2 separate regions of the Homo sapiens genome follow, and region 2 is linked to region 1. The links are chromatin contacts, found by Hi-C or POLR2A ChIA-PET in ENCODE. All regions are on one chromosome and are shown on one strand. The core of a region is the stretch at or near the end of the contact, and the rest is flanking DNA. Distances in the headings are between cores, read along the strand shown. Region 1 overlaps DTNB (dystrobrevin beta). Region 2 holds the start of DNMT3A (DNA methyltransferase 3 alpha).

The links. Hi-C counts contacts between places; a loop is a spot of excess contacts on that map. ChIA-PET counts read pairs that join two places held with the same protein, here RNA polymerase II (POLR2A). Pooled maps may share reads with other maps.
Region 2: a pooled map shows a loop between it and region 1 (8-fold over the local background). The contact joins the promoter of DNMT3A here to the enhancer-like site in region 1. A Hi-C loop is called at or near these places in 7 of 50 pooled maps. POLR2A ChIA-PET finds 5 or more read pairs at or near these places in 5 of 52 experiments (GM10248, WTC11, activated CD8-positive, alpha-beta T cell and 2 more).

What each region holds. Positions count from the first base shown.
Region 1 is chr2:25,449,008-25,454,896 of GRCh38, reverse strand. DTNB (dystrobrevin beta) reads left to right here. Exons shown (of 21, transcript NM_021907.5): 12 at 3,262-3,349. Among named protein-coding and RNA genes, the nearest start is that of DTNB-AS1, 31 kb to the right of the region's middle. RefSeq lists an enhancer at 1,645-1,704. Within about 2 kb of position 1,661, at least 2 of the 41 ENCODE cell types and tissues checked have a DNase peak (open chromatin) inside an H3K27ac peak, as active enhancers do.
Region 2 is chr2:25,337,678-25,343,677 of GRCh38, reverse strand. It overlaps DNMT3A (DNA methyltransferase 3 alpha), which reads left to right and starts at 1,753. Exons shown (of 23, transcript NM_022552.5): 1 at 1,753-1,852. RefSeq lists an enhancer at 841-960 and silencers at 1,081-1,560, 1,621-1,830, 2,121-2,290, 2,391-2,630, 2,911-3,030.

The DNA.
Region 1 (5,889 bases), core at 412-2,911:
AACAATGGTATTGGGTCACTGTCACCTGAGGGTCTTTTTCCAAATTATGTAGACCCTCTCATATTATAATAGTTACATGTATTATAATAGCTCCACATTCCCCTTACCCTGAAAACTACTGCGGTAGTGACTCACTGTTAATAAGAGAATGTGTCTGATTCTTCAGTGGTTTGGGATGGAAAAACGTTTGATAACTGCTAACTATAGCAAAGTTAATCCTTTTTTTAAAAGATTTAATACCGAAAAAAGTGGTATTACTTTCAGGTAGGTCCAAAGTCTCCTGCTCACTCCATGCCCACACCCACCACCATTCTTCAAGTAGGATGACAGGTAAAGTTTAAGCAATCTAAAGCCATCCTTCCCCTACATAACAGCAAAGAAGAATCACAGTGCCAAACAACTTGGAAAGCCATGCTTTGAGATTCTTGTTCTTAGAGAGAAAACCATAATTTATAAGCTGTACACATAACAGAGGCTGAAGCTTTAAATTTTGATCTTAGTTTTGCTTATAGCATGCCATGGCTCCTTGGGAGGGTCATCTGACCTTGCTGCTACTTCCCCTAATAACAGAAGAATAAATTAATAGTCAGTTGGGAAATATACATATGAAAAAGACTTTTAAATATTATACTTTATACCGTTTTCCATAGTTTTCCTGATATGACTAAATAGCATCACTATTCTGGGGTATTTATGTATCTCTAAAGCTTGGAGAAGTAGAGTTTTCTTTTCTTTTTTTTTTTTTTTGAGACAGAGTCTCACTGTGTCGTCCAGGTTGGAGCGCAGTGGTGCCATCTCAGCTCACTGCAAGCTCTGCCTCCCGGCTTCATGCCATTCTCCTGCCTCAACCTCCCGAGTAGCTGGGACCACAGGCGCTCATCACCACACCCAGCTAATTTTTTTGTATATTTTTAGTAGAGACGGGGTCTCACTGTGTTAGCCAGGATGGTCCCGATCTCCTGACCTCGTGATCCGCCGGCCTCAGCCTCCCAAAGTGCTGGGATTACAGGCATGAGCCACTACGCCCGGCTGAGAAGTAGGGTTTTCTAAGCTTCTAAATATGTTTAATAGGCTTACCCTCTAGGAGGGAAGGAAGGGCCTGATAATTGTGTGCACTGCATCACAGAGTGTCTCCTCATCCAACAGATGATTTCTTTGCACACTGTCCCAGCCTCTTGGTCTCTAGGAACAGAGTTGTTTCACCCTAGGCAAGACAAATTCTTTATTATCACTAAAGGCAATTGTCCAGAGTGAGCAAAAGTTTCCATGGTAAAAATAGCAGCAGAATGTTTGACAAGAGACTGTTACCTAGTAATTTAGCCCAATAAGATTTATGGTAGGTTTAGCTAAGGCCCTGAAGTCTCACCTTGGCTCCCTGAACAAAAATTGGTGGCTGGTAGCCCTGGGAGAACATGATGAGTGAGTGAGTACTACATGACTTCTTGATTAGTAATCTAAGAAGCTGAGCTTCATACTTCTTCCGAGAAGTCAGAACTTTTCTGGCTAACTAATTCTGAAAATGAAAGTCAATTCAAACAGAAGAATAAGGATCCTTTCTAATCATTGACCTTAAAACCTCTCATCAACACAAGCTTCTAGTTTCTGGCTAGAAAACATAGCCAATTAAAGCAGTCTGTCATCCACACTCATGTATAAATGACAAATAGGATCAACCTTCCTAAGGAGATAGAATGTGATTGAGAAAAAGGAGCTCTTTTGCACAGAAGAACCTATTGTATCCCTTGCCAGATAACAGAGGTCAGCCACTTTAGGCCCCACTTCTTCGGCTACCAATCCCTCCATAATATGATCCACTTGTATCGTTAAGCATTCATTTTTATTGTTTTTTTTTTAATTTAAAAGATAGTTCTCTTATTTCAGACAAATACCTTTAAAGCACAAATATTATAGTTTATCTCTCACCTTGGGGCCTTGACCCTAAAATATTAAAGCCGCCTAATAGTAGTCTGTTCTTATTACAAGATCATTTTTGAGAGGGTGATCATCCTGAAGATGGATATTTGCATGCTTAAAATTATAAAGTGTTGACAAATGTCATAGGCGAAGACTCGAAGCACTTAAAAAAAAATCCCAGAAGAAAGACTAAGTTAAGCTTAAAGACTTAGCCAAAGAGATAGAAAGATTAAAAAAAAAAAAACTAGAAAAAATATAGTTGATTCTACACATGAAAAGTTCAGACAGGTCTTTATTGATTTAGCCACACCCTTCCCAGATTCCCCTCAGTAATTATAACAAACTTCGATGAGTATTGAAGTCATGTCTTTAAATTTTTCTGTATGACTTGTCATACTGCCAAACTCTGATCAAGGGTTTTTGGAAACCCAAGAACATAGGGCCAAAGTGGAGGTAAGCCACAACAGCCACCTCTGGTCATTTAGTCAACATCATCACTGTCGTCTTAAAGCATCTGCCAGTCCTAAACAGAGAATTATATAGCCACAGTCCCTATTAATCTAGGACTGTCTTGATAAGGATAAATAGCATTTGGTATACTAAAGAAGTCATGTATTTCAGAATCAGAAGTTCCATATCAGCATCCCATATGCAGAGCCAGCCTATTACTCAAGAACCCTTCCCTCATCCAGATACCACATTGTCTGATAGCCTGTCTGAATGGGTCCTTAGATTTTTAGAGTATTGGTACTCTTGTTGAAAAGTAATGCATTAAACTAATTAACTCCAAGATGGGGCTATAGATGTAGAATGAGCATAGTAAAGGAAGAGAAAGGGGCATGAAAAGGGGAATATTTGATGTCATGGAATCTTTCCAGCTTTACAGTGTGTTTGGCCTGCCCTGGCAAGGCCAAACTTTTGCTTAGCCAGTGTTAAGTATATTTTTTCTCAGCCCTCTGTTTTTCATGATGCTTTAGTTTTCTCTTGGTCTTTTTGAATTTGAGATCAAGGTCTAAAAAGTCATCAGTTTTAAACATTTGGTTAGAAATCCCTGCCTCAGACTTTGTGGGTGCCCTGTGTTTTCTCAGGCCTTGCATTCAAAATGAAGTGCCCCTTTGATGGTGGAGGAGCAGCGGGGATGTGCTGCCAGTGAGGAATGACAAATGTGGCCTCCTCATTTCTCTAAATCCCCTTTTTTTCAGAAGACCATTAGTATCTATGACCCAGGCCTCTAGTTCTTTTATTACCATTCTTTTATGAGCTTTTCTTCCATCTGTTCTTTCTGAGAATGGAACAAGAATAAGGGATGTTTAATAGACACTTGTTGCATTTTTATTTCCTTGGCAGTGTTCTGGACAGTCCTAGCCGACTGGATGAGGAACACCGTCTTATAGCTCGCTATGCTGCCCGGCTGGCTGCAGAAGCAGGAAACGTGGTAAGTTAATGGAGGATCCCAGGAGAGTAGCAGAAATTAGCATTACTTTAATATGCAAATGGAAAGGGAATAGTAGACATGAAATTTAGGAGAACAGGTACCTCGGGGACACTTTCCACTTTTCCACATGCTAAGAGTAGAAGGAAACTTCCTCACCCTGATAAAGAACACCTACAAAAACCTACAGTTAAGATCACACCTACAGTTTAAATTTTGAAATATTTCCCCCTAATATTGGGAACAATTCAGAGATATCCACTTTCACCACCTCTATTCTAAATTATACTGGAGGACCTAATTAATGCAACAAGACAAGAAGAAAGGGGTATAAATATTGGAAAGACAGAAGTAAAGCAGTCTTTATTTGAAGATGACATGATTGTGCATATGAAGTCCTAAGAAATCTAAAAAAACACTAGTAGAACAGATAAGTAAATTTTATAGTATTGCTACAAGATATAAAGTGTATATCCCAGCACCTTGGGAGGCTGAGGCGGGCAGATCACTTGAGCTCAGGAGTTTGAGACCACCCTCTGGCAGCATAGTGAAATGCTGTCTCTATAAAAAATACAAAAATTAGCCAGGTGTGGTAGCACGCACCTGTAGTCCCAGATGCTGGGAAGGCTGAGGTGGGAAGATTAGTTGAGCCCGGGGAGGTCAAGGCTGCAGTGAGCCATGATTGTTCCACTGCACTCCAGCCTGGGCAACAGAGCAAGACCCTGTCTCACAAAAAGAAAAATACTATTTACTGTAGCATTAAAAATACCAAATACTTATGGATAAATTTAATGGAAGATGTTCAAGTCTGAAAACTGTAAAACATTGCTAAAAGAAATTAAAGAAAACCTAAATAAATGAAGAGGTATGCCATATTGATGGATTAAAAGATTTAATATTGTTAGGATGGCAGATTTTCCTAAATTGATCTATAGATTTAATACCAATTCAAATCTCAACAGGCTTTTTTATAGAAATTAGCAAACTGTTTTTAAAATGTATTTGGAGAACCAAAGGACCTAGAATAACCATAACAGTCTTGAAAAAGAAAAACAAAGTTGGCAGACTTAATCCTACTTGACATTAAGACTTACTATAAAGCTATAGTAATCAAGAAAGTAAGATACTGGCAAAAGGATGAACAAATAAATCAAAGGAACAGAATAGAGTATCCATAAAAGACACTCATGTGTAAGGTCAAATGACTTTCAACAAAGGTAAGAAGCAAATCAGTCAGAAAAGGAAACTCTTTCTATTTTTAACAAATGCTGTTGGAACAACTGGATATCTACACAGGGAAGAAAAGAATCTCAACCCCTGCCTCATACCATACAAATAAATCAATTTGAAATGTATCATAAACTTAAACATAAAAGCTAAAACCATAAAGCTACTAAAAGTATAGGAGAATAATTCTTCATTCTCTTAGGAAGAATAAAAATTCATTAGAGTTTATAGGGATCACAAACCATTTTAAAAATTGATAAATTAGACCCTATCAAATGTAAAATCTTTTGCTCATTAGAAGATACTATTCAAGGCAGGCGGGTCACAAGGTCAGGAGATCGAGACTATCCTGGCTAACACGGTGAAACCCCATATCTACTAAAAATACAAAAAATTAGCCGGGCGTGGCAGTGTGCGCCTGTAGTCCCAGCTACTTGGGAGGCTAAGGCAGGAGGATGGCATGAACCTGGGAGGTGGAGCTTGCAGTGAGCCAAGATCACGCCACTGTACTCCACCCTGGGTGACAGAGCGAGACTCTGTCAAAAAAAAAAAAAAGAAAAAGAAAAACAGACAAACCACTATCTGAAAGAAAATATTTGCAAAACATGTCTGACAAAGGACAGAATATATAAAGAATTCCTGCACCTCAGCAATAAAAAGACAAGCCTTTTTTAAAAAATGAGCAAAAGACTTGAACAGATATTCCACAAAGAAGATATGCCAGTGGCCAATAAGCACATGAAAATGTGCTTGATATCATTAATCATCAGGAAAATGCCAATGATACCACTGTATACCCACCAGAATGGCTACAATGAAAAAGTTGGATGATACCAAATGTTGGAGAGGATGTGGAGCAACCAGAAATCTCACCCTGTTGTTGGCGGGCCTATAAAATCATACAGCTACTTTGGAAAACTATTTGGCAGTTTCTTAAAGAAGCAAAATTTATACTATGACCCAGCAATTCTACTCTTAGATATTTATCCAAGAGAAATGAAAACATGTTCACAAAAAGCGTTGTACAAGAATGTTCATAGCAGTTCAATTCATAATAGCTGGAATAGCCCACGTAGTTATCAACAGAATAGATAAACAAGATGTGTTATATTCATACAATAGAATTGTCTCAACACAAAAAGGAATAACATTGATACATGCAACGACATTGGTGAATATCAAAAATATTATGAGTAGTAAAAGAAGCCAGACAAAAAAAGTACGTACTGTTTTTTTCTATGTGAAATTCTAGAATAGGCAAACTAACTTATCCTTTGCCATAAGTTAATCATCAACTCCTAATCATAATCAGATAA
Region 2 (6,000 bases), core at 504-3,003, 110 kb after region 1:
TGGGCTACAGGGATGACAGACGCGGCCCCTGTCCTCACAGAGCACTGGGAGTCTCTGGGCCGGTGGGGACCATGGACAGCAGGGCCTATCATCAGTAGGGCGGGGTGGCCACTTGAGTGAGGGTGACACTGAAAACGGCCAGAACTATGGCCTAGAAGCTGGTCTCAGATATCGAGGCTCAGGGTGGGGGTTGGGGAGACGGAGGGACCTGGAAGCATTGGAGAACCTCCCGAAGGAAAACCTTCCCGTCTGTATGAAAGGTCAGCTCCCGGTCCCAGAGAACTTGGCAACTCGGTTCTGTGACGCTAAAAGGGTGGCGTTGGGGGGGCGGGTGCTGGGCTGCATGGGGAGAAGGGAAAAGTAGGATCCGCTTCACTGTGAAGTGAGTCCCACCACCAACTCCAGCAATCCCTGCCCACAAGTAGGATGGCGGGTCCCTGGGAAGGGAGCACGCCATGTCCTGTGCCAGTCAGGGAGCTCAGGGCACTGTGATATAGCTGAAGTGCTGAGTAGAATTCGGGGTGCAGAGCTGCGGGTGGCTGGTGGGGTGCTGGGGCGCGCAAGGAGGCTGGAGGCGGGGGTGGGGGGGTGCCCAGCCCCAAGTCCTACAGCGGCTGCTGGAGGAGTGAGATGAGCACATAGTGAGTGGCTGTGCTGGTGGAATTAGACAGAGGTGCCCCAAGTCAGGAACCTAGAGCCCTGAGCGCTCCATGGGGAAGGAGAACAGCCCCCACGGTGAAGGGGTGAGGGCGGTGTGTAGGCACACACAGAATCTTCCAGCTGGAAGAGACCTTCAATGTCATTTCATTCAACCTCCCACCTCATGAAATCTTTCAGTCTTCCAGTGCCCAACTGAGGACACCCAACTCTACTTGGACACCTCAAGGTACGGGGAACTCACTCCCTTCAAGGCAGCTCATCTCAGAGAGGCTTTGGAGCCTGCGGGACGGCCAGGAGGAGCCTGGCGCTCCGACCTTGGCCCTGTAGAGCAGAGTGGCCTCTACTCCGCGGCGGCACCTGGCTGGGGGTTGCGGCGCGGTTGGGCCAGCGCTGCTGTCCCCAGCCCCAGTGCTGAGGCAGGCAGAGCGCAGTGGGCTCTGGCGGAGGTCGGGAGAACTGCAGGGCGAAGGCCGCCGGGGGCTCCGCGGGCTGCGGGGGGAGGCACTTGACACCGGCCCGGGGAGAGGAGGGGCCGCTGTCCCTGCGGCCAGTGCTGGATGCGGGGACCCAGCGCAGAAGCAGCGCCAGGTAGCGGGGCGCCCAGCGTGGGGAGGGCTGCGGCGAGGCCCGGAGCTCGGCTACGACTCGAGGGGCTCTGAGTGGCCGGGAGCGCGGCCGAGGCGGGGCGCCCGGGGCCCGGCCCCCGGTCTGGGCGGTGCGGGGTCCAGACCTCCGCCAAGCGGCGTGCGGGGACCCCGGCGGGGCCGCAGAGGCCGGGAAGTCGCGCCGAGGGCGCTAGGACCGGCCGCGCGCCCAGGCCGCTCCCGCCGCGGCGCCCCGGGGCCCCCCAGTCGGCGCTGCCTCCCGGGCCGGCTCCGCAGCGCCGGGGCCGGGGCCAGCGCGGCCGCGGGGGGCGAGCGGCGGGCGGAGGCCTGGGCCCGCGGGCGGCCGGAGGGAGGGAAGGAGGAAGGCGGAGAGAAGGGGTGGGAGGGGGGGACCCGGCGGAGGAGGCGGAGAGAGGGAGCGCGACAGCGAGCGGAGGGAGGGAGCGAGCGAGCGAGGCAGGCAGGCGGGCCGGGAGGGAGGGAGGGCGCGCGGGCGGCGGCGGCGGCGAGAGCAGAGGACGAGCCGGGACGCGGCGCCGCGGCACCAGGGCGCGCAGCCGGGCCGGCCCGACCCCACCGGCCATACGGTAATGAGCGCCGCTGCTGGCGGCCCGGAAGGCCGGCCCGGAGGCGGCGGGGAGCCGGGGAGCCGGGCGGGGGGCGCCGCGGCTGGCAGTGCCCGGCTCGGGGCACGCTCCCGGACCCCTGCAACTCGGCGCCGGGCGCCCGTGGGGCCGGGACTGCAGGCGGGGACGGCGGGCCGGGCTGGCCGGGGCGGCGCGGGGGATTTGAGGGTTTGTTTATGTCCCCGCGGGCTCGGCAGGCGCCCCCTCCCGTCCCGCCCGCTCCCGGCGCGGACCCCCCTCCCCGCCCCCGCCCGGCTCCGGGCTCAAGTTCAAGTCTATACAATGCCGCGGGGGGCCCCTCCACCGCCGGCCTGCGCCGCGGTGCCCGGCTCGCCGCTGCCGCAGGGGCCCCGGCCGGGCCGCCCCCGCCTTCCGGGCTCTGCCCCAGCCCCGCGGCCCCGCCTGGAGCCCGCGGCCAGGGCGCCGGAGGGCGCGGACCCCGACCCAGAAGGATCGGCCCCCGCGGCGGCCCGGGGGAGCGGGGGAGGGGGCGGGGGCCGGGCCCCGCGCAGGCTCCGCGGCGGCGGCAGAAAATGGCAGCCTGGCACGACCCGGCCCCCCGCCCCTCCCCCCGGCGCCCGGCCCTCCTCGGCCCCGCGGGGCGGGGGACCCGGGAGGCCCCCGGGGGCGGGCCGAGGGGTGATGGCGGGGCCGGGCCGGGGAGCGCCGCGCCGCGATCCTCCTCCGGCCACCTGTGGCTGGGGGTGCGGGGCGCCGGCGGGGCCGGGAGGGGCGGCGGGGCCGGGGAGAGCGCCCGCCTTGGGGGCACACCTTCCCCCGGAGTGCCGGCGGCACGGAGAGGGGTGGTCGTGCCCGGCTCCTCCCTGTCCCCACCGCGGGCCGTGGGTGCCCGGGCGGCCGCGGTGGCGGCGCCGCAATGTGGGGGCGGGGCGGGGGCGGGCGAGGATCCCGGGCCCGGGCCCGGGCCGCGGGGGCCGGAAAACGCGGGGGTGGAAGTAGCGGGGCCGGGACCGGGAGCGGCGCAGGGGGGGTACGCCCGGGGTCGCCCCTCCAGCACCCCCGCGCACACTCCCACGCACGCGGACACACTCACGCACACGCACCCCGCCGGGCCGGTGCAGACGTGTCCTTGAAAGCTTCGCATCTGCACAGTGAAGGACGAGGCCTCGCCGCGGCTGCGGAGCGGGGTCTTCGGCCCCACGTCCCCGCACCCCGGGAGACCTCGAGCTTCGGAGCCGCAGGCGGCGGCTGTCCGTGTCCCGCCCTCACCCCAGTTCCCCTCCCCCAGGCCGCCCTGCCTTCCCTCCCCTTCGGCGCGGACCGGGCTGGCGCGGGTCCAGGGCCCGCCCCTGGCCTCCCCCAGCCCCTCATCGCTGGGGCCCGCGGCCCTGGGGCTGCCAAACTGCTTTTCGCTTTCCTGAAGCCTCCCTTCTTGGGGGCACCCTCTCCCACCCCAGCGCCCCTCTGCCATTTCTCCCCCTCTCCTCATCCCCTCCGTCCTGGCACCCTCTCTCCGCTGCACGGCCAGTTGAGGAGGTGTTGGCGCCCTGGGCGGGGAGCAGTGCCCTCTGGTTCCCAGGGGCTGCCTCCCCCGGCTCCTGAGGGGAGCCCCCTGCGGCTGCACCTTGACCCAACATGGCGTCTGGCACCCAGCAGGGCAGCTCTGGCCTGCGGCAGGCGGGAGGGTGGGCAGGGCCGAGCCCCAGGGCCGCGCAGCTACCCCCCCTCCAAACCAGCGGGGACAGAAGCCTTGGGGAGAAGCGCTGTCCGCCCTGTGACCCAACTTGCCCCTCACTGCCGTGCCCAGAGACTGCCATCAGCATCCCTGAGGGCCTGCTCAGTCTTCATGTTTCACCCTAGGCTGCCAGCGGCTGAACCCGCCTCCTGGGCGGGCGGCTACGAAGGGATCCTGGGATCAGGTGCTGCTCCAGTGTCGCCTCCTCCCTCGCGGGCAGATGTGACAGCTGCAGCCAGGGGAGCTATTCGCCTTGCTATTGCCTGGGTGTTAGGACTGGCCTGTGGGATTTGGGGGGCCAGGCATCCCGGGGACCCTCTTTGGTTGGCTAGCAGGGGCCATCTCCAGGTAGTTTTCTGAGCTGCCTGCCTTTGGAGAGTTGGGTTGTAGGGAGTTCCTGCTGGGTTTCTGGGGCAAAATGGTCCCCCTCTGCCTCCAGGTTCTACCGAGGCCCTGCTTGGGCTGTGACAGGTGGCTCTGTCAAGGTGGGAGTCTGTGTGTGCACATGTGCTGGCTCCAGGCGAGGGACCAGGCTGGCCTGTGCAGCAGCTCTGGCACCTGCCTGCCTCCCTGGTGGGTCCCCCTCCTCTGTGCAGCTCCTCCCCAGATAAGCAGCTGCGGATTCAGGCCGACCAAACTTCCCTCGTTACCCCACCCAGGCACCAGTGCCTTCCATAGGAGACTGACCCTAAGAAAGGTGAATTCCTTCTAGACTCAAGGAGTGGACTGGTCCACAGGGCTGCCCTCTGAGTCCTTCCTGGAGAAGCCTAGGAAAGGACGCCAGCAGCCATCTGTCAGGGTGTCTGCGGACAGGATTCCTCTGTGGGGTGGGGGTTGGACTAGAGCCGGAAGGTCCATTCCAGCTTTGACATTCTATGGCTCTGATTCTAGTGGTGGAATTTCAGGCCTAGCAATGGGGACAGGGTGGTCTGTTTTTCGGCACATGGCAGTAATAGGGGAAGGCTTCCAAGGAGAAGGAGATATGAGAGAGATCAGGGCGCCCAGCGAGTTGGGCCTTGGGAAGGAGAGGCAGTGTGAGGAGGGTCCCTGCAAGAGACGGGTTGGTCACGTCCGACTCTGCAGAGGGTGTAAAAAGTACAGCCTCCTTTAAGCCTCGGCACGTGTGTATCCTGTAGGTTTGTGTATAAATCCCTGTGTGTGGATAATTTCTGAGGTTTCCTTTTCAAGTCCAATTCACAGTAAGCTCCTCAGTCCCTTATGGATGTTTTACTATCGCTTTCACACCCACCTCTGCCAGTGGTTCTCAAAAAGCTAGGAAGACAGGACAAACGGTAAAATCCTTGTCCAGGGTCACCGGCAGGAAGAAGTGGAGCCAGGCCTGCACTCGGGGGAAGATGCCCCATGCTATACCTCTTACCTGGGCTGCTGCATGTGTCTGTCCCCGCTCTCAGTTTGTGATCTCCAGGAAACAGGGGCCTTGCCTCCCTGGGTCCCCATTGGACAAGCGGTGAGGCCTCCGAGGGTGTCTGCTGAGCGAGGGGAGCGCACTGCCCTCCAGTCCTCTCCCCGAGGCAGCGAGGCAGGTTAGTGCTGGGCTCCCTTCCCCCTGCTGCTGTGCGCCGCTGCCCAGCGGCCACTGCCTACTTACAGGCCAGCTCCTCAGGGTCACACCTCCCTGAAAGACCCAAGTTCTTTCCCAGCAAGAGCCAGACTCCCCCAAGGCTTCTCTTTTTGGGATCCAGGTAGAAAGAGGACTCTAATGGGTGAGTTAAAACAGACCACCCTCTCCCCATCTTTGGGCCCGAAATGTCAGCATTAGAACCCAAACCTTAGAATTGCAGTCTGAAAGAGGAGTTTAAGCTCTGAGAGCTCTTAGTGCTGGGTACGGGACTGTTTGTGGGAGGTGGTGCCCAGTTCTTCCCAGGGTTGTCCATGCTACCCAGAGCCTGAGGCCTGGAGGGCCATTCACGTGCCAGTCACATGCCTCTCCCAGGGTACTTCCTGCTGCCTCCAACTTGCTGGCCTGGGGTCCTGGACTTGGTGCTCGTATCCTCCCCACCCCGTGCCCCACTGGGAGTTGAGTGTGTCTCTGGCCTCCAGCAGGTAGGGCCAGAGCATCTACCCCAATGCCATTCCCCATGCTGCGGCCCTCGGGGAATAGCTTCTACTTTTGTTTGAATATTAGTATGTGAGCAGAGAGCCCGTCAGAAGCCCACCTGGCCTGAGGCTGGGTTTCTGCAGGGACTTTGCTGTTCCTGAGCAGGGCTTTAATGGTCTACTAAAGGTGCCAGATCCCTTTCCACTTTAATTTTGAGGGCTCATTTTCAATCATTTCTCTCTGACGATTTTTCCCTAAGAACATGACCAAATCTGAGATCCATGAAGTGTCAGCCTGAGATTTATGTCTGTATCCGAGCCTGCCTCCACTTGGCTAAGTGTGTGGGCAAGACGA